2 separate regions of the Homo sapiens genome follow, and region 1 is linked to region 2. Evidence: chromatin loops called from intact Hi-C (ENCODE). Cell type or tissue: HepG2. All regions are shown on one strand. Each heading gives the region's core, and the rest is flanking DNA. Links, peaks and the distances in the headings are about the cores only. Region 1 overlaps RORA (RAR related orphan receptor A). Region 2 overlaps RORA (RAR related orphan receptor A).

The links. Hi-C counts contacts between places; a loop is a spot of excess contacts. Peaks named below come from ENCODE experiments on the same cell type or tissue, not always from the same donor. Only the 100,000 strongest peaks of a DNase experiment are listed, where the experiment ranks them.
Region 1: it touches region 2 in a loop (8-fold over the local background); 12 of 110 quality-filtered maps call a loop at or near these places.

The regions. Positions count from the first base shown.
Region 1 is chr15:60,666,659-60,676,818 of GRCh38, reverse strand. The region is part of intron 2 of RORA (RAR related orphan receptor A); the gene reads left to right. Among named protein-coding and RNA genes, the nearest start is that of RORA-AS2, 9.8 kb to the left of the region's middle. In HepG2, for the core only: a CTCF peak has its summit at 4,236 (motif pointing left); no DNase peak of the experiment used is centred there; H3K27me3 peaks cover 2,198 bases.
Region 2 is chr15:60,911,511-60,921,670 of GRCh38, reverse strand. All of the region lies in intron 1 of RORA (RAR related orphan receptor A), which reads left to right. Among named protein-coding and RNA genes, the nearest start is that of RORA-AS4, 150 kb to the right of the region's middle. RefSeq lists an enhancer at 4,726-4,835. In HepG2, for the core only: a CTCF peak has its summit at 4,576 (motif pointing right); a DNase peak (open chromatin) is centred at 4,590; H3K27me3 peaks cover 1,968 bases.

The sequences.
Region 1 (10,160 bases), core at 772-8,771, 240 kb after region 2:
ACAATAACCTGTGGTTGAGTTTAAATTCATGGAGGGACTTAGATGACAGCATGAGAGTGGTGGCTAGAGAGGAAAAATTGGTGTTCTAAAAACAGACACTTGAACCAGGTGGGTCTTTCCACAAAGGCTTAAAGAATTTCATCAGCTATACTGGCTTTAATGCAAAATCAAGATATAGCCACACAGGGTGGACTTTGAGTGCCTTTCTAACTGTGAAAATCAGCAAGAAAATTCTTAGGCATTAAGCTTGAAGTCAATGTAGAAAGACTTAAAGCTCCTTTTATATAATGGACAGAAAGATTTGGATCAGAAATGATATTGTTTTGGTTGATGTTTACTTTCATGATTGGGGGAGAGGGCCCAGAATAAAAAATGGCCGAATGACAAAATTGGAAAGAATAGCACCTGAAAACACAGTTGACACAAAACTTTACATATGCCAAGGAGAAATTGAATTGTCCAAGTTACATGTTAGTGGAAGTCCTCCATGCCACTTGAACATGGAGATTGTTTTTGTCACCCAGCTCAGCAGACAGCCCATCGTATTTCTGATCTTAGCATCTCCACAGGGCCCACAGCTTGTGAGGAGAAAGACAATCAGTCAGTTTTTTCTCTAATAACAGTCACCCAAATTACTTCTTCTTTAGCATTTGTTGGATTTTTCTTGAAAACTGAACTGTCCTAACTTGCCTATACGTTTTTTTTTAAGATGTTAAATTCCAGCTCCTCTTAAATCATCTTGACATCTGTTCTTCAAAAAGTTTCACTATCAGTGAAGTGTATGAATTCATTTTTGTACCGTCTCAAAACTTCCATTTTTAGCCAGGGTTCTGGAAACCTTAGTCAAGACTTGACTACATAATCATCGACAGCTGAAGTCACCCGACATTAGCAATTTCAATCTTGGTTTCCTAACTGCCCTCACGGAGAGATTGTTCAACTTACAAATTAATATGTACAGCTGCAGAATATATTATCAGACCAGAGTGTCAGCTCACAGGTACACAAGACAGAGGTGCACATACTGCAAAATGAGCCTGAATAGTTGTGACACCAGATAGTATTTTAGTCCACCTTGTTATCTGGAAAGCACAGGTATTGTTTCTTTTAAAAAAAATAAATGTTTTGGGTGACTTGAGGCAGAAATTCCCATGAAGGGAAATTTGACTGTTAAGCTTCAGAGGAGCCCATGGACATAGTCTTTGGAGAACTCAGTTTCTCCTAAGCTTCTGAGAAGGGTACCTTAAGTGTTTGTTTTCTGTTTAGTTGGCCAGTGGGAGAAGACAAGCTTTGGAATTTCTAGTGTTTCTCGTGCCCAAATTGTTCAAGGAATTCTTATATTTGTGATGTTCTTCAATTGTTGATAGGAAATGTTGCTGTTGGTTTTTGGTGTGCAAACATAAAAGAGAGTTTTTAATATTAGATCAATTTTACACTGTGGTGTGGAATTGCAATTTAATTTTCCTGGGGATTATATAGCACATGTATTTGGTTGGACCCCTTCAAGATTGCTTTGCTTTGGTGTTTCACAAGTTTGTTCTGGTCTCTTTCCTGCTGAAATAGCCACCATGCAGATAAGTATCATTTTCGGAATCAGCTGCTGTGTTGGTTTTTATTATTTGCCAAGGACAACGAGTCATTCACTCCTGAATTCTTAGTCTAATTCTTCTTGGATAGTTCTGCATTTGCTACAACGTTACAAGAGGATAAATATGGAGGTGAAAAGATGCAACAAATCATCCTAGCTCTTTCCAGCTACTGGAAAGTTTAGCATCATGGAGTCCTAACCTCAGAGGACATATATCAGACAGCCACCACAACACAGACCCAAAAGATATCTGGTAGGCCCCTGAACCGTTTCCAGAGGCATCAGACCATTGCTGCTTCCTTCTGTTCTCATCCTTGTTTACAGTCCTTGTACCTCTTGTCCTAGCCTGCCCTGCCTGCTTTCTCCCACACTGAGGGACAGATACAGGCTTCTGAAAGGTGCAGGTTACTCAGTGGAAGCAGTCAGGAAAATGTGTCAGTTTACTCCCAACTTGAGTTGTTAATTTTCCCCAATAAAAACCCAAACAAGATACGCCTCTGAATCTTCGGAAATATTTTCAGTTAACGTGAATAGCCATTAAAAGGTAATCTAGTACATTTTCAAATGTTTGATTGTAGCAGGCTAATACCTACAATATAAAATTAAAGCACTGTGTTATTTATAAAAAGATTTAGTTCTCAATAGTAAAATATTTTAGCACAAATCAAAATATTTCTTTGAGAACTAATCTTTTGCATCCATTTTAAAAAGTGTTTATTGCAATCATTTAAAATGGAATAGGTTAATGTATTCACTTTTCACCCCAGAGACTTGGCTTTGAATTTGACTTAGAGAAAATTAGTTTTGAGGCCTCAACCTCCTCTCCATAGGCATTCATTGATATCACAAAATGAACCCAACAAGTTGTCACAATTGTTGCCATTTACTCAGGAGATCCAAAAACTAGAATAACCTTATTTTCTCATTTTTTTTCCTATCCTTGAGGCCATACTTTTTTATTGTAGACTCTTAGCAACCCCAAACTTGGGGCTCACCCACATTGTTTTCACAGTCCAGGAAAACTCAGGAACCATTCTTGGCAAAGCTAATGGAAGGTGCTTTGGTGATATAGTTAGTAGGTTTCCGTGGCAACCCATGTGACTCACAGTGACTCACGGCAGTTATAATTTCTGTTGCTGGCAGGGTGTTCCATTAGGACAGATGTGAGAAGAAGCCACGCTGAAGTTCTTTTAGTAGGCCTTCATCCAGATCCTGTCTGCCCATTGACAAATAGTCAGGAAAAGGGATAACCTAGTACTCACAAAGTAACTGGAAGATTCATTGCTTAGCTTACCAAGGCTACCAGCTATCTCAGACAGCAAGCTTGTTGGCAGTGGGTCATGACTAAAATACAGGTGCTGGCCTCTTAAGGGCTAATTAAGGGACAACTATTCATTGAGGACCTACTCTGCGCTGATAGGCTTTTTACCTTCCAGGCGTTTACAGACTAGTTGTAAGTAAAGACTAGAGGGAGACAAGATAGGGGATAGGGTGGGATAGAAGTGCATAATCACATAAAACAATCTGAAAACACAAATGCCAGGTGTACCAGTTCCATAAGTCGCTCATAACTGGAAAACAAACTAAGCTGGAAGTATGGGAGAGGAAAAGAAAACTAGAGAAAACATCGAGGATTCTCATATTGTGATCCAAGCATAAAATAGCAATAAAGCAAAAGGCAAAAATTTAACCCTGGGTGCTAAAACCTATCCCCGCTGCTCATCTCCACCCATTCTTACAGAGTAACATCTATTTAGTTTCTTCAAATCAGCCAGTCTGAGAAAGTAAAAATCCCTCTGTACTGTCTGGAAGCGTTTGCCTTGTTTAGAGTCAGCCTGCTCAGCTACAGCCAAGCCCTCCTAAGCTTAACAGGATTTCTCTGTCTCATCATATTAAAAATAAATGGATTGCACTTGGCCCTGCCAGTCAGTTCTTCCAAAGTAGAAGATTTGCATAGTCTTAAAGCCCACAGTTCATGGCGAGGACCTGTGAACTCCATAGAAAAACTGAATAGTTACCTGAGCATTTCCATCCCAACATCCAGTTGATTCAAGTTTGCCCAGTTAGTAGACTTGAGGTTCATGAATTGCATTTGGACAAAAAGTATTTGTATTCCCACTTCATAACATACGTTCCAAAGGGTGTGTTGAGATGGTGATTGGCTCTTTAAAATCCATAATCACTACCAGGGAGAAAACAAACATGCCTAGCCTACGAGGGATTGGTGTGGACTTGATAGACTTATTACATACTTGATAAATGCTTAGTTAGACATGATTAGATTGATTTTTTAAAAAGCGCTAGATGTCTATGACATAAGTTTGCAATATGCTTAGTTTCATATTGACAGTAATAATGGCAGAAGTAATAGCAGTAGTACCATTACTTGTAGTAGCAGCAGCAGCAATAGCAGGAACACCACCTACCAAGCAATCTGAATATTCGAAGCATTGTGTTTAATGCTTTACGTGCATTATTTCATTTAATCTGCTCATCAGCTTTAGGAGCTTTGTACTGCTTGCACCCGCATTTTAAATAAGAAAATGTACATGAGAGACAAGTAGCTTAGAGAAGTGAAAAACCTCGTTAGCTCACCCAGCTGGGCAAAGCCTGGAGTCAAAACAGAGTAGATTGCCCCCTTGTGCACACATAAGAGCCACACCGTTATCTCCAGTATCAACATTAACTAATACTTGTGGGGCACTGAGTGCTAGGCACTTCTCTAAGCACTTTCTAAGTGTTCATTTATTTATCTTTACTGCAACTTTGTGAGGTAGGTGTTGCTACTATCCCCACTTTACAGATGAAAACCGAGGTCCAGGGTCCTACAACTAGCTAGTATGTGGTGGAGCCAGGATGTAAAGGCAATCCCCAGTTTAAATGCTTTTAAAATGAAGAGCTTCATTTTTCAGAGTGGTTCTTCCACTCTAAAGTATAGGAAGAAAGCCAAGTGCAACATAGTCATTCTTACAATTGACCAAGGTTTCCTTTTACCTTACAACTATGCTACCTCCATAGGCTTCTAAGCTTGAAGAACAAACTGATTGTAAGAAAGGGGAATGTTATTCCCACTATGTGAAAAAAAGTATTTAAACAAAGTAGTCTACTGGAAACTGTACAGCGTTCTTACTTTATTATTTTTTTTAGAAGGGGACTCGCTCTGTTGGCCAAGCGGGAGTGTAGTGGCATGCGCGTGGCTCACTGCAGCCTCAACCTCTTGGTCTCAGGAGATCCTCCTGCCTCAGCTTCCCAAGTAGCTGGGACTTGCTCAGCTAATTTGTTTTTTATTTTTAGTTTTTTGTAGAGACAGGGTCTTGCTGGCTGGGCTTGGTGGCTCACCCCTGTAATCCCAGCACTTTGGGAGGCCGAGGCAGGCAGATCACCTGAGGTCAGGAGTTTGAGACCAGCCTGGCCAACATGGTGAAACTCCATCGCTACTAAAAATACAAAAATTAGTCAGGAGTGGTGGCACACGCCTGTAATCTCAGCTACTTGGGAGGCTGAGGCATGAGAATCACTTGAACCCGGGAGGCAGAGGTTGCAGTGAGCCGAGATCACGCCACTGCACTCCAGCCTGGGTGATGGAGTGAGAGTCTGTCTCAAAAAGAAAAAAAAGAGAGAGACAGAGTCTTGCTATGTTGCCCAGGCTGGTCTCTGAACTCTTTAGCTCAAGAGATCCTCCTGCCTCAGCCTCCCAAAGTGCTGGGATTACAGGCGTGAGCCACTGCGCCTAGCCAACCTTCTTACTTTAAATGACCATTACTTATCTTTTTAACAATTTAACTTAGTTCATCAAAGAACTGATGTCTACTTAATGTCATACAACACAACTGATTCCATAATAAAACAATTGTTCAAAGTGGTTACTTCTGCTTCTAGGACAGCTATGTACCCCACACCAGTAATGACATATATTTCGTACAGCACAAACCCATCTTCCTCTGAAACAAAGCCTTTAACGGACATTAATGACATTTATAATAAATTTATACTTTTTTGTTAGACCAACTTAGTAATTCATTTATAACTTTCATTGCCACAAAGCAGTACTATGATTCCGGACACAGTGGTTTCTTTGAAACCTATCCAAACCCAAAAAAACCCTGGAAGCTAACAGAACGCTCAGGAAACAGATATATATATATATATATATATATATATATCAATGGGATATATAGGAGATATAAGAAAATTAACATCTAGATTTTGAGGATGTTTAAGCATATCTGAACTTAGGACTGGATTTACACTTATATCAGCTTCTCTTTTTATTGCAATCTGTACGCAGAGGAATAAAAACGTAGAAGAAACAGAGATGCCAATGTGTTTAAAACAAGAAGAGAGTGATCACTCTACATTCACTTTCAGTGATGACACTAAATTTTTTACACTGATTTCTTTATCAATTCTGTGGCCAGGAAGTTAGTGCATTTGTAGTCACATGGCCCTTTGGATTATAATTGACATCCACATCTATACATTATAAGGATGAAGATTTTTAAGCTATTCAATTAAATATTTTCCTTTGACTGCCAAAATCCCTTGCAATGGAATGTTCTCCACCCAATCCACTTCCACTTCTGGGAAAACATGTTTTTCTATGTAGGAGTGATAGCTCTTTCCCTTCTTGATTTTGTATGTCTCCTAGGCATCAACTCCAGCTCCTACTGTCTTAAATAGTTAATAGCCAAGGATACTGATTAGAAGGCATATTGAGGAGTGGCCGGGCATGGTGGCTCACGCTTGTAATCCCAGCACTTTGGGAGGCCGAGACGGGCGGATCACTGAAGGTCAAGAGTTTGAGACTAGCCTGGCCAACATGGTGAAACCCCATCTTAACTAAAAATACAAAAAGTAGCTGAGTGTGGTACTGTGCACCTGTAATCCCAGCTACTAGGGAGGCTGAGGCAGGATAATCGCTTGAACCTGGGATGCCGAAGCGGCAGTAAGCTGAGATCACAGCACTGCACCCCAACCTGGGCAATGTAGTGGGACTCCATCTCAAAAAAAAAAAAAGAAAAAAAAAAAAGAGGTAGGATATACTAGATTAAGGTTTGGATTCAGTGGAAAGGCCTTAATCTATAAATCTTTTATTTTACATTTTCTTCTTAGAGGAAAGGGGAAGGAAATTATATGCTAGGCAATCCAGACACCTGTAATATCGGGGTCTGAGGAACAGAGGCTGGAAAGTAGACTGCAGTTCATACCTATGGAAAGATAGGGCAGGGAGCCAGGCAGATTTTCTTAGCTTGATATTTTTTAACCCCTGCTCTGTGCCTAACATTGTGTAAGGCACATTGCAGTATAGGTAATCTAACTTATATTCCTCCCTGTCTAATAGTTTAGTCTGTATCTAGGAGAAAGGACACACACATTTGAGGAACTTTCAGTAATGAAAGAATTGCAGGAAAATGCAGGGCTATGAAATTTTGCCATTTCAATGGCAAAAACCACAATTACTTTTGCACCAACCTAATAGAATATGTGTTTAAATGCTGTATGAGTTGGGAACATGTGTGGTGAGCTGAGCTTGCTCTGGAAGGGTAGCAAGAATTAGGTGTGATCAGGGATGATTGTGTAGATCGGTCTGACTGGAGTAGAGTATTAACAAGGAAAAGGGAGACCAGTAAGAACAGAGAGCAGGTTTTGGCTTTCTCTCATAACCAATGTGGAGCCACAGAATGTGTGTGAAAAAAAGCAGTGACCTATAAACAATGTTTTTCTGCCACAGTCATTTAGTTAGGGTTATGTGAATCAGATGTTCCCTGCTCCAGTCCCTTCTCTGAACCCAGGTGACATTTTTATCCTTAGTTAGAACTACTTCTGTGTGTGCTCCTGTGACCAACTACGTTAAAAAAACAAACAAACAAACAAACAAACAAACAAACAAAAAAACGCTTATTGGGAAGGAGAGATCTGGTCCGAAAAGAGAAGGCTCTTCTGATTATTAAAGAAAAAGGATGTTCACTTTTTCTCTAACTCCACGGTGTTAAGGTCTAATTGTAAGACCCGTTCTTGCCATTTCATTAAAATCAGAGGCATGGAATGTGCAGTGAAACTTGAAAAATACATAAGCACTTTGAATTTTGCGGCTAATGGTTCTCCTTGCTTTCTTTCATTCGAGCTGCTAATTGGCTGCAGGCTACTCTGCTACCCTGGGAGCCTCTGTCTTTCCAACCCTTTTAAACTCAGCTACAAATAGCTTTATAAAAATTTAAACCCCAAATTCCAAACCTTGCTCACTCCTTAGGTAGGCAAAGTCAACTGCAGTGACTATTACTTTTTCATCAGCACAAAGAATTATTTCCCTCATGTAGCTGGACAATTATGGTAAGAGGACAACTAAGCATCCTTTTCTCATTATGGATATTTCTTAATTTCCTTAGAATATGTTTCTGTCGTTTTACTTAAAGAATACCAAGGTCCTGATGAGGCATTTTCATTGGCTGCGTGTTCTTAGTCTCCAGTATAATGAATCATATTGAGTTAATTTATCTCTCTTTCTCTTACACCATGTCTTTTTGTGTCGACAAAACTGAAAATTCACTTTCCCTCACCAGGTTGGGGCGTCGGGATAATTGATTGTTACCAGTCTCTGCTGTTAGTAGACAGGATAACACCAGTGCCTCTAGAGAACAGGTGAAAACTAAACTCTGTCCCCCGAGGCCAATGAAATAGCTGTTTGGTCCCTTGTGTGAAACTTCCTAATAACTTAACTGGGCAGCCTCTGGGTCCCTGGAGGGTTTCTCCACAAGAGTATTCCCTCTCTTTGTTAAGATTGCTTATTAAAAATGATTTTATAATGAAGTTGCCTCAAATAGCAGCTCTTTTCCTGGTTGTCCTTGAAGCTGTGGTGAAGAACCTTAGAGACAACTGTCTAGGGTTTTCCTCCTTGTTAAAAAACTTCTCTCTTACCACTCTTGCTCTTGATTTTTAAGGAGACAAAATCTAACTGACACAAGTCCCTCTCCGGCTGATTATGTCGCTTCAAACATTGTGCAAGGCATTATTGGTAGTTCAACTTGTCATTCGGGCTCAGGAATCGAACTGATCTACGTGGAGTGAGGACAGTTAAGTCTGCAGTGGAAACAAGGCTGTAGGGCTTCCCCCTGAGAGCAGCAGCCAAGGAATGCTGCTGTCATGCTGTCACAAACTCTGCCCCTGACTCTATCAAAACAATGATTTCCAATTATTTCATCTCTTTGGTCCTAGATTTCTTCTATCTATAAACTAACCACTTTCCTGCCACAAGAGACTGTCATGAAGAGGAATTAAATTTAAAAAAAAAAAATAGAATCATACTCTTTGGGCTGGGTGCAGTGGCTCATGCCTGTAAACCCAGCACTTTGGGAGGCTGAGGCAGGTAGAGCACTTGAGCCACAGAGTTCAAAACCAGCCTGGGCACGTGGCAAAACCCCATCTCCACCAAAAAATAAAAAGAAAATTAGCTGGGTATGGGGGTGCATGCCTATAGTCCCAGCTACTCAGGATGCTGAGGTGGAAAGATTGCTTGAGCCCAGGAGTTTAAAGCTGCCGCAAGCTATGATCACACCACTGCACTCCAGCCTGGGTGACAGAGTGAGACCCTGTCTCAAAAACAAAAACAAAAAGAAACAAAAAACGAACTATACTCTCTGCTACCAATGGCCTGTATAAATTCAAAAACTTCTAATACATGTAGGCAATTAGGAGAAAAATCGGTTTTTTATTGTCCACACCATAACCTTAACTTCTCGGCTTGCAAGGGCTTAGATGTGGTGATGTATTTAACATAAAGAATGATAAAGCACCCGGCAGGGAGGCTCGCTGTCAGAAATATCTGCCTCCGATTTCGTTTCTCAGTGGCCAGGCATTCTCAACAAGCAACACAGGAAACAACAAACCATATAAAGTTGTTAGTGACAGATTCAGCTTGAAATATTTTTCTAACTTTAAGGCTTGTCAGGCAGTAAACCTGCAGAGCAGAGAACTCAAGGTGTGGCTTGGCACTTGTTTTGCTTTGCAGTGTGAATACAACAGAACACCAACAGTAAGAGGGACGATTGTGAATCTTTTAGGGAAGAGAGCCCAGTCTTGTCTAGTGGTACCAAGACTCACTGTGTGCTAAGAGTGTGATAAAAATCTGTCTTGGCTAAATTCTATTCTCTGAGATGAGGTATATTAGAAAACACCAGCCTTACATTCGGTAATTCCTGCTCCTGCACAATAAAAAAGAAAAGTAAGGAAAAAGAAAAACTGTGGCTTTCTCTAGAATTTGACTGTGGCCTTCTCTAGAATCTTCTGATTCTACCTCCTTAGAAACAAGGTGGAATCTTCTCATTCAACCTCCTGTAAGGTTTTCTGTCACCTGAGGAGTCTAAATTCTAAGTATGGCATTCGAGGCCTTTTACAATCTGGTCTTAATCTTTCCACTGCTCTTTTCAGGACTTCTCCCATGCAGGCAGTGTTTGCCATCCTCAGTGATCTGTTCCCAGGAGATTCCATGCATGGGCATACCTCGGTGCCTTTGTATCTGTAGTATCTTGTTTGTCCTGGAATGTCCTTCATCATCTTCTGCACCTATAAAGTCTTA
Region 2 (10,160 bases), core at 930-8,929:
GCATAACACATACAAAGAAATGTGCACAGATCATATTTGTGCAGCTCAATGAATTTGTAGGTGAACACATCGCCTATACCCACATAAAGAAATGGAATAGGATCAGCATCTCCAAAACCACCTCATGACCTTGCCAGTCACTACCCTTCCTCAGAGGTAACCACTGTCTTGACTTCTAGCACCTTAGATGACTTTTGCATATATTTTGAACCTCATTTAAATTGAATCATGTGCTATGTACTCTTTTATGGACGGCTTCTTCTGCCTAACATTCTGTGCATAGAATTTGTCCATGTTGATGCCTGCAATGGGTCTTTCCTTTTCATTGCTATGTAGTGTTCCACGGTAGAAATGTGCCATGATTGATCCATTCTGTTAGGGATGGAATTAGTGGTATTTCCATTTTGGGGTTTTTATGAATAGTGGCTCTGTGAATATTCTTATACATGTCCTCAGGTGGATATAAGTATGGATTTCTGTTGGATATATCCTGGCAGTGGAATTGCAGGGGCATGGGGTAGGCATATGTGAACCAGGAGCTCCAGTTTTCTTTCTATCACCCATTTGTCTCTACAAATAGGTTAAGAAATTAACCACTTTATGTGATTAGTTCTATAAGACTGGAGAATAACACAGGGTCTTAGGAGGCTATGAGGTAGAACCAAGACTGCAATTTAGGCCTTGATATTCTGGTCCTGGGTTGATCATGAGCCCCAAGGCCCAATCCAGACCTTCAAGGCTTCATAAATCTTCCTTGAAGTGAGTTTAATGCAAGAAAAGAACTCCACTGAGGTGTCCTGCATCTGTAGTTTTACACAATAGCATGTCATTTCAGGACACCAAAAGTCATCTCACAGAGAGAAACATGAACATAATTGTTTAAACTATCAGCAAATGGAAAAATGTTATGAAGATTTCAATAAAATTCATCTTCACATTTGGTGTACCTGAAGATTTGTCAATATTATAGCAATGGTCTCATCACAGTTTCATCTTTGAGGATGAACAATATCTATTGTAATAGCTCGCTGTTAACTATGAACCCATGGTATGTAGGCTTCTCCCTGGGGTATGTGGTAATCCACATCTGTCATATCTTAGTGCCCAGCCTGTTGTTCCTAGCACCCAGTTTGGGTACTGGTAAAGCTTGGTGACTTTAGGCCTAAGAGAGACCTAAAATGGGTGGCCTACTGACAGTTCCAGGTGACAGCCATGGTCTGAGGATGTGGGTGATATGATAGGAAAAAATGTGGGCTTCACATACAAATGGGCATAGGTTCAAATCCCAGATCTACTTATTCTTTGACGTTGAAAACATTACTTAATTCTGAGTCTGCTTCTTTAAGACAAAGATGATGAGATTAGCCTTAGAGAAATATTAGAGAAAGGTTAACTTAGATGATAGAGGTGGAAGATAAAATGGCTGATTCGTAGATAGAAACATAGATACTTAGATATATAGATAGATACATAGATAGATGCATACATAATTCCAAGGTCTCCGGAAGCTTTCTTTTCTGCCTCCAAGTCCTTTGGATGTTTGGTTAGTGGGGTGAGATAGTGCTGCTGAAGCTGTGAGGGAGCTGATAAAGGAAGAGGCCTCTTCTCTTTCCTATTCCTTTCCACTAAAACTGAGCCTTCTTCCCCTTCTCCTTCGTATGCAGTTAGCACAGTGGAGTGTGTGATCCTTCCTGGCTCTTCTGTACGTTCTATAAGATTTTATTTCCTGCATGGTTGAACACCAAGCATGAAGATTATTATTTGTTTATTTGTTATTGATTAGTTGACAGCCCTACCTGCATCCAGAAATTTTATACTAAAAACATAGGTACAAAAAGATCAAAACAATATATAAAACAAAAGCAGATATCAGGCAAAAGAGAGGAAAAGAAAACCGTAATGAAAACTCCTACCTAAGGAAAAGATGGATTTTTCAGCTTCCTAGCAGCTAGAGGAAAAGGGAATCAGTGTGGACTTCAGATTTCTCATTATCTATTAGTAGGGGGGCATTGCAGGTCAGGAGGTGCAAATGTCTGCCTGCTCTTGACCAGTGAAAGGAATGTGATACAGGAGTCTTTGTATAGGTGCCGTAATCAGGTAAAAAATATGTATTTAAATATCCCAGAGTAGCCTCTATAATGGATGCAGAGGCACTCCCTATATAGGTATTATCTATAGTAGCCTAGTCTCAATTTTGAGGCATCAACAACTCCTCCCTCATGAAGGAATTGCATTATGGAAAATCACTCGGAGGTGGCCTGTGTGGGCTCCAGGCCTGGCTCTGCCATTTATCTGCTTTGTGACATTGGACCATACCTTCCTTCACCCCTGCTGGGCCCTGGGCTTCTCCTCTATTAAACGAGGGGTCTCCTGCAGTTCTAAGAGCTAAAGTTTCTCTTATTCTTCATATGCCAGGCACCCCGTTGTGTGGGTTTCTCCTCCCCATGCCCAGTGATATCCAGTGAGAATCAATAGCAAGAGCAACCTCAGAGGATAGTCAACTCAAGGGGATGTGGAGGAAAAGCCAAGGAGGCCACTGTTGCCAAGAAATACAGTCTGGAGACCAGTTTTGTATTTGGGGGCAGGGTGGTTCATGCCTAGTGCATATTATATAAGCCGCATGTCTTTTCGTAGCATCATAAGTAGATGGAACCTACCACCTCCTCTGCTTCTGCCTTCCTTATATTCTCTTGGTCCCCACAGAGCAGAGGACAGGCAGTCATTCAGTCTCCTGGGTTTCGTACCCCTTAGCTCAAGCACGGGCTTTCTGAGCTTCCTTACTCTCTGCCTAACAAGTTGGTAATTCCTGGCTGTACCCTGGCTCAACAGACCTGAAGACTAGCCTGGTACAGCTCAGGGCCTGCACCCTTTGCTCAAGCTCACACATCTCTTTCTGCTCCCTCCCTGTCACCAAGGCACCCCAGACATGCCCAGAAACAGGACAAACCTGCACAACTACATTCTTCACCTGCCAGAAGAAGAAAAAAAATATTTCTGATATCTCCAAGGTTCCTGCTTTTCTGTCAATTGGGAATGAAAAGATAAAGTCCCTTTCATAACAACATTTTCTTACAAAGCCACAACTAATCATGTCATTAATGGGTAATTCCAAGGTAGCTAGTTGTTGGTAATCATGCATCTCCAAAGTGCCCAGTTTCTACATGGCAATTCCAATCGTAATTACCATGAAATTATATAACTGCAAATTATCCTGCCGTGTGAGTGGTGTAAATAAATACGTACCTGCTCTGTGATAATAAACATGAATGACATGGTTAGTTAATTAGTAGCCACTGGAAATTCACTAATGGCCTACCAAACCAGTAACTTTCTCCTGAAGAGGGAAGAAGATTGTTGATGTTTGTTCAGTTTGGCTTAATCAAGGCTTTAGTGAAGGCATTGATACTGCCTGCTCTTTGTTTTCTCATGGTTCCTTGAATCTGGAAAGTGAGGCTCTGTTAAGTTAGCAACCAGGACTTTCCAAAGACATTAAGTCCCACACACTAGTTATATGACTTGGGGATGGTGCTTAATCCTTCTGAGCCTCAAATTCCTTCTCTGTAAAATGGGAGTGATGCCAACTTGATGGCAATGCATACCTCCTGGGGTTGTCGAAAGGATTAGATGAGGTTACGTACAGGGACACATGGTATAAACTCTCCAAGGTTTGCTGTTACTGGCTGAGAATGGGAAGAAAGCCCAGCTTCACAGGCCATCCCACTTTTGTGCTCAGAGGGCTGCGTCTGATTCAGTTGGGTGTGAAGCACTATAGCAGAGACGCTGTCACGCTTTGTCACTTGAGGGTGGCAGATTGAACCCAGCACTGAACTCTTACCACTTTCCAAAGGGAGATTATAACTCCACTTCCATCAGGAAATAAGGGCCGATGCTTCAGATGCGTGAGGGAAAGGGATTACACGCAAAGAAACTTAACTCCTGAGAGATTATATTCTCAGCCCTTGCCTTTAACTGGTAAATAAATCAGCCAAGAGTACACTGACCAGGAAAAACACCAGTTATGCAATGCGAGGGCTCTGGCCCAGCAAACACAGCTGCCCCTCGGCCGACGTTTCCCTACTTTCTCCCAGATAGAGCTGCTCGTGGATGCCTCGTCAGTTAGGAAAATTCCAGAGGGAAAAAGTGGGACAGCACCCAGCAGTTTCCCGGGAGTGTCTAGGCTAGGCTCGTAGAACTTTCAAAAATAAGACCAAGAAAGGCCACTTTCCTTACGACAGAAAACTAACGCTGTTACTCTCCTTACATAAGGGCTGCACCTTGACACACAGAAAGCTACTTTCAGGGATGATAGATTTATATTCCAAAGGGCTACTAAACTTGTAACCATAGTAACAAACAAAGCTATTACATAAAATGGCTTTGCCACGTAAAAGCAATAATTATATTAACCAGATGGGAGGAAAAAGGAGAAGGAAGTCTGATCAATGTGGAAGGCACCAGTAAATTGGATTGAAAATGCATGACATTTTCCTAAATTACATCTGTTTGGGGAGGCGGGTAGGTGCCCAAGGCTGAAGAGCTGTGATGAAGTTGGGTCCAGGCCCCACCAGGTGGCAGTATGCAGAAGTTGTTGAAGCAGCTCCTCTGTTGAGGGTTTTGGGCTCTGGAAGCCGGATACTTCTTCAAGGCTTGATTTGAAAGCACCACCCCCTCCCATCACCAGTGCGATGGGGAATTTCCCTGTCAACACTAACAGTGTAGAACTGGCCCAAATTAGACTTTATTAAGAAGGATGTTGGTTGAGAAATATTCTAGTTGCAATAAGCAATGTATGCTAAGCGAAACATCAGCATGTTCTGATTAGGCCCTGAGTGTGTGATACAGATCAGGGCTCACCGTGCAGTTAACTCCTGAGTTTCTACCCTGATCTCTAACACTTGACCTTAAACTTAGCTGCATGTCAGAATCACCTGGGGGTCAAGAGGGGCTTTAAAAAATACTGATGCCTGATGCCTGAGTGTCATACTCACCTATCACCTTTTCTGATTTAATTGAATGTGATGTGGCCTGGGCATTGGTATTTAAAAATATATATATATCCAGGCAATTCTAATGATATTTTCGAGGGATGGATGAGTGGTAAGCTATTTATTAAGAGGAAGCTGATGCGAAATATTCAGAATTGGCATATTTCGGGGCAAAGGGAGCTAGGGACTGACTTCCTCATCGACTGCTTCCTCTTTTAGTCAAGTGGATAGATCTCTGTTTAATTATTCCAGCTCAGAAATACCAGCTAAATCACATAGAAAATGTTGTCCTGATGTTTTAGACTGTCTGCACGTTTGTCATAGAATACCAGGGTCTCTTCCCTTGTTTCCAATGCATTGTGAATCTCAGTGAAGTTGCCACCTGTGCAATCCCTGGCCAATCAGATCTGTTCCTTTACAAGGCAGGGAGGATTACACAACACAGACGCATTGGAGGGAATCTGAATATCTAGCTAGATCTTGTGTAATTTGACCCAATCAGTCAAACGACACATACAGGAACAGCCCTGGGAAAAGTGTAAAGTCGGCAGAACTGCCTTGTCTCCATCACTCCTCACCTCCCCCTCCAGTGCCCCACCCAGTGGATTTTAAACCTTTCTTTCCTTCCAGTCAATTTGAGATGTGACATGTTGGTGAGTGAAATAATGGGTTAATCAGGGAAAGAAACACCCCCATGTCTCTGCTGTTTTATGAACTTTTTCTAATAGCCTTCCTGTAGGAGCCCTTATTATGTGAAGCGCAATGTGCTAAGTGCTTTATCTCATTTAATCTTCCCAGCAAATTCATGCGGAAGCCATTATTATCTCCATTTTATAGAAGAAGAAACTGAGACTTGAAGAGTGTAAATATGTTGTTCTTGGCCCCACAGCCTGTTGGGATTTGAACCCACATTCGAGCGAGCTAGAATTCTGATCTTATGCTGCTTCCTCTTCCACTTCTTCAAGCCGAAGCTTCCTCATTTCACTGCCCAATAATGGAGCCAATAGCCACATGTGGCTATTTAAATGTAAATCTAAATTAATTAAAATGATATAAAATTAAGAATTCAGTTCTTAAGTCATACCGCATTTCAAGTACTCAGTAGGCATATGTGGCTAGTGGTGAACGTACTGTACTGTGCAGAAATAGAGTATTCGCGCCACCATGGAAACTTTGACAATGCCGAGAAACAATCTGGCAAATCATGTCAATTTAGATGAGTAACTGAGGTCCAGAGAGGAGAAGTGATGTGCCTAAGAATGAGCCCCTCCTCTGCACTGGGGCCTGTGCCCCCCCAGTGGAATCAGTGCTGCCTGAGAACTTCCTCCAGGGCCAGCACTCTGTAGGTGAGTGCCTGTGGAGGCAGTGGCCAGGATTCAGTCAGACCACTTATTGGGGAAAGAAGTCCCAATGCTCATGATCTGAAATGCAGCTCAGAAAGCATGTCTTGATGCTTCTTCTGGCCCATGCTGGGGAGAGCAGGCTACAGAGATAACTGCCCATAGCCTTGTTTCTGCCCTCCTGGGACTTAAAATCCAGAGGAACATATTGGGCTGGAAAAAGCTGAGTTTTTAGAATTAGATAGGCTAGTGTTCAAGTTCTGGTGTGGCTACTTTCTAGCTGGGCAATCTTGGGTATGATAGATAGTCTCTCTGATCTCCCCTCCTCATTCGGAAAGGCATGATCACCATGACCATCTGGTAGGATTTCTTGTGAGTACCGAAATGAAAGGTGGAAGCATTTGGCCCAATACCCAATAAGTGCCAAAGAAACATTAGTGCCCTCCCCTTCACCAAAGCTTCTTCCTGGATGGCCCACTGACCCCCGGTGTCCTCTGATATTTCTGGGGTCTTTCAGAAGGTGAGTAATCACTTTACGATGTCTGAGATTTTTAGTCTTGACTGCTTTTGTTTCCTAAATGATGGAACTCCCAAGCCTTGGTTTCCAAGGATTTGCTCTCCATTTCTTTATCACATTCACAGATTACTTCCCAGTCAAGTGAGATGTTCAATAGAAAATTTATTCCGGGACACTGTGGTTTTAGTGCACAGTTAAAGAAAAAAAACATGGGAAAGAAGCCAGCTGGACTATGAAATATTCATTTGCATCACAAATATTTACTGCGTTCTGTGTGCCAAGTACTGTGATAGGTCTTGGAGGCAGAACAGTGGACATGGTAGATAAAAGTCAAATCCCGAAGGCAATTCCATAAACCACAAATAGAAAGCACACCTTTGTATTTCTTGTCATGGCTATAGATCTGACTGGGGTTGTATGTAAGGAGGAGTGGCTGCCTGGTTCTCACAAAGCATGGTGGTGGACTTAATGAATTCATTCTCTGTGGCTAGGAGCCTGCATTCCCCCTCACCTCCCCATGGGCAAGCACTTTGGGAAAGCCCTTTCCCCAAAGCCTCCCACCCTTTCTCTCGCAGTCTGACATTGCAGTTTACATTTGGTGCTTCTTGAGTCCAAAACAATTTCTTAATTCAACAAATGATCACACATCATTCCCTGACTGTGTAAAGTACAGCAAATTAGCACAGCCAAAGCAGGAAATATTTGCTCTGAACGTGCACCCGTCTTTGTTTTCACAGCCTCTTCCCAGTCAATGGAGTGCAGATCATCTATTGCCAGACACCATGGTATACACTAGAGTTACAGAGGTGAAGAGGCACGGTCCCTTTCATACAAAAGTCAGTGTGAAAGGGAGACAGACATTAACAGAAACACTTAATCCACCGGACTGAGTTCCATAGGAAGCAGTGACATGGCAAAAGGAGTGGTCAATTGTTTGGAGGGAACTATGAGATGGAAAAAACAGGAAAGATAATTTTCAAAAGACAAAGCAGCATGCATATAAGGGCATAAATATTTTTTGTTGAGACCCCCTTTAATAGACTCTAACTCTACAGTTGTTACTTTGACACCCTATACAGTAAATCCATAGTATTTAAGCAGATTCTATAGTCATCCAAATATTTGCCCATAGCCATTCTTTAACCGTGTCTGCTGCTAACAAATGCCAGCAAAGCACAGCATTGTCTTTGTTTTAACATTTCCCTTAAAATAGGGCCACCTTTCTGTTTTCCACCTGACTCACAGTGAAACAGAAAGACCTGGAATGAAGTAAGTCATTTGGTGCCCTGAGATAAAGGACAGCACAGCCTGTCACGTGGCAGTCACGGGGGAAGTTGTACTGACAGTCTCTTAGAAATGCAAAAACAATAAGGGCACTTGGCAACCAGAATGGAATACCAAGACGTTGGCCAATTTCCTCTAGGCTTTCCTGGGAGAGGTGGCTGTAGGAGGCTGGGGTGGAGGGGCTGATCACAGGCTTGCTCTACTGGCTCTAGAAACCAGAGGTGTAACTGGGAGCTCTCTGTAACTTTCCAGGTGGTGAGCATAGAGGCTATGGACATGGCAGGGATTTCCATGTCCACACCAAGGGCCCCTCCCTGAGCCTGAGCACGAGGTGGTGAGCTCTGAGCTCACTCCTGAATCCCAGCACATAATCACTCAGAAGCCAGGGAAAGAGGAAGTCCTCCAAAGCGTGGCTGCCCTTACCCAGTGTTTTGTGGAGCCTACTTTAGGCAGATTATCAGTAAGAATAAACCCTATAGTGCTATAATGGGCAAGCAGTGATACCTTTTCAAAGCACTATTTTTTTCAAATTGAACTTGTTTCTAAAACTAAATTATGGTAATGGTTGTACTACTCTATACATTTACTAAAAATCATTAAATATCATTAAATTGGATGCTTATAATGTGTGGATTTTGTGGTATATAAACTATGCCTCAGTAAAGCAGTTGTAAAAAATTTTTAAATCACACCTGTTAATGGATTCCCCAAACACTGTTTCTCTAGCACCTAGAGGTGGTGATTTTTTTTGTTGTGTTTTGTTTTGTTTTGTTTGTTTGTTTGTTTGTTTTGAGATGGAGTCTTGCTCTGTCACCCAGGCTGGAGTGCAGTGGCACGATCTTGGCTCACTGCAAGCTCCGCCGCCCGGGTTCCTGCCATTCTCCTGCCTCAGCCTCCTGAGGAGCTGGGACTACAGGCGCCTGCCACCATGCCTGGCTAATTTTTTGTATTTTTAGTAGAGATGGGGTTTCGCCATGTTAGCCAAGATGGTGTCGATCTCCTGATCTCGTGATCCACATGCCTCGGCCTCCCAAAGTGCTGGGATTGCAGGTGTGAGCCACCATGCCCGGCGAGGTGGTGATTTTTTTGTTTTTTTGTTTTGTTTTGTTTTGTTTTTTTGAGGCATGGTCTCCCTCTATTGCCCAGGCTGGATGGAATAGAGTGGTGCAATCATAGCTCACTGTAGCCTTGAACTCGTGGGCTCAAGCGATCCTGTCATCTCAGCCTCCCAAGTAGCTAGAACGACAGATGCAGCCCCCCCACATCTGGCTATTTTTTTCTCTTTCTTTCTTTTTTTGTAGAGGCAGGGTTTTGCCATGTTGCCCAGACTGGTCTGAAACTCCTGGCCTCAAGCAATCCTCCCACATGGGTCGCCCAAAGTACTGGGATTATAGGCGTGAGCCACTGCACCTGGTCTGGTTCAGAGAGTTTAACAGGCATTGCCTTAAGCAAAATATTGGACAAACTGAGGAGTTTCTAATATGCCTGTTGTGCCCTTTCTCCACCTCTGTGACCTTCCCTCAAATCAGTTACTGGGCAGGTTGTGGTGGCTAATGTCTGTAATCCCAGCACTTTGGGAGGCCAATGGGGGCAGATCACTTGAGGTCAGGAGTTCGAGATCAGCCTGGCCAACATGGCAAAACCCTGTCTTTTTTGTATTTTGTAAAAATACAAAAAAAAAAAAACTTAGCCAGGTGCACGTCTGTAATCCCAGCTATTTGGGAGGCTGAGGCACGAGAATCACTTGGACACAGAAGTTGGCAATTGCAGTGAACCGAAATTGCACCATTGCACTCCAGCCTGGGGGACAGTGCGAGACTGTTTCAAAAAAAAAAAAAAAATCAAAAATCCGTTACCTGACACTTTTCTCTTTTAGCCCTTCTTTCTCCCAAAACGAATTGCTTAGTATTTTACTTACTCATTAAAGAATGCGTCCTTGGCTTTTTAATATATTTGCACTTTAAACCTGTCTTTCATTCTAGAATGATTTTTAAAATCCTCATTCAAGGATTTAAAACCTTAAGGGAAGGGATA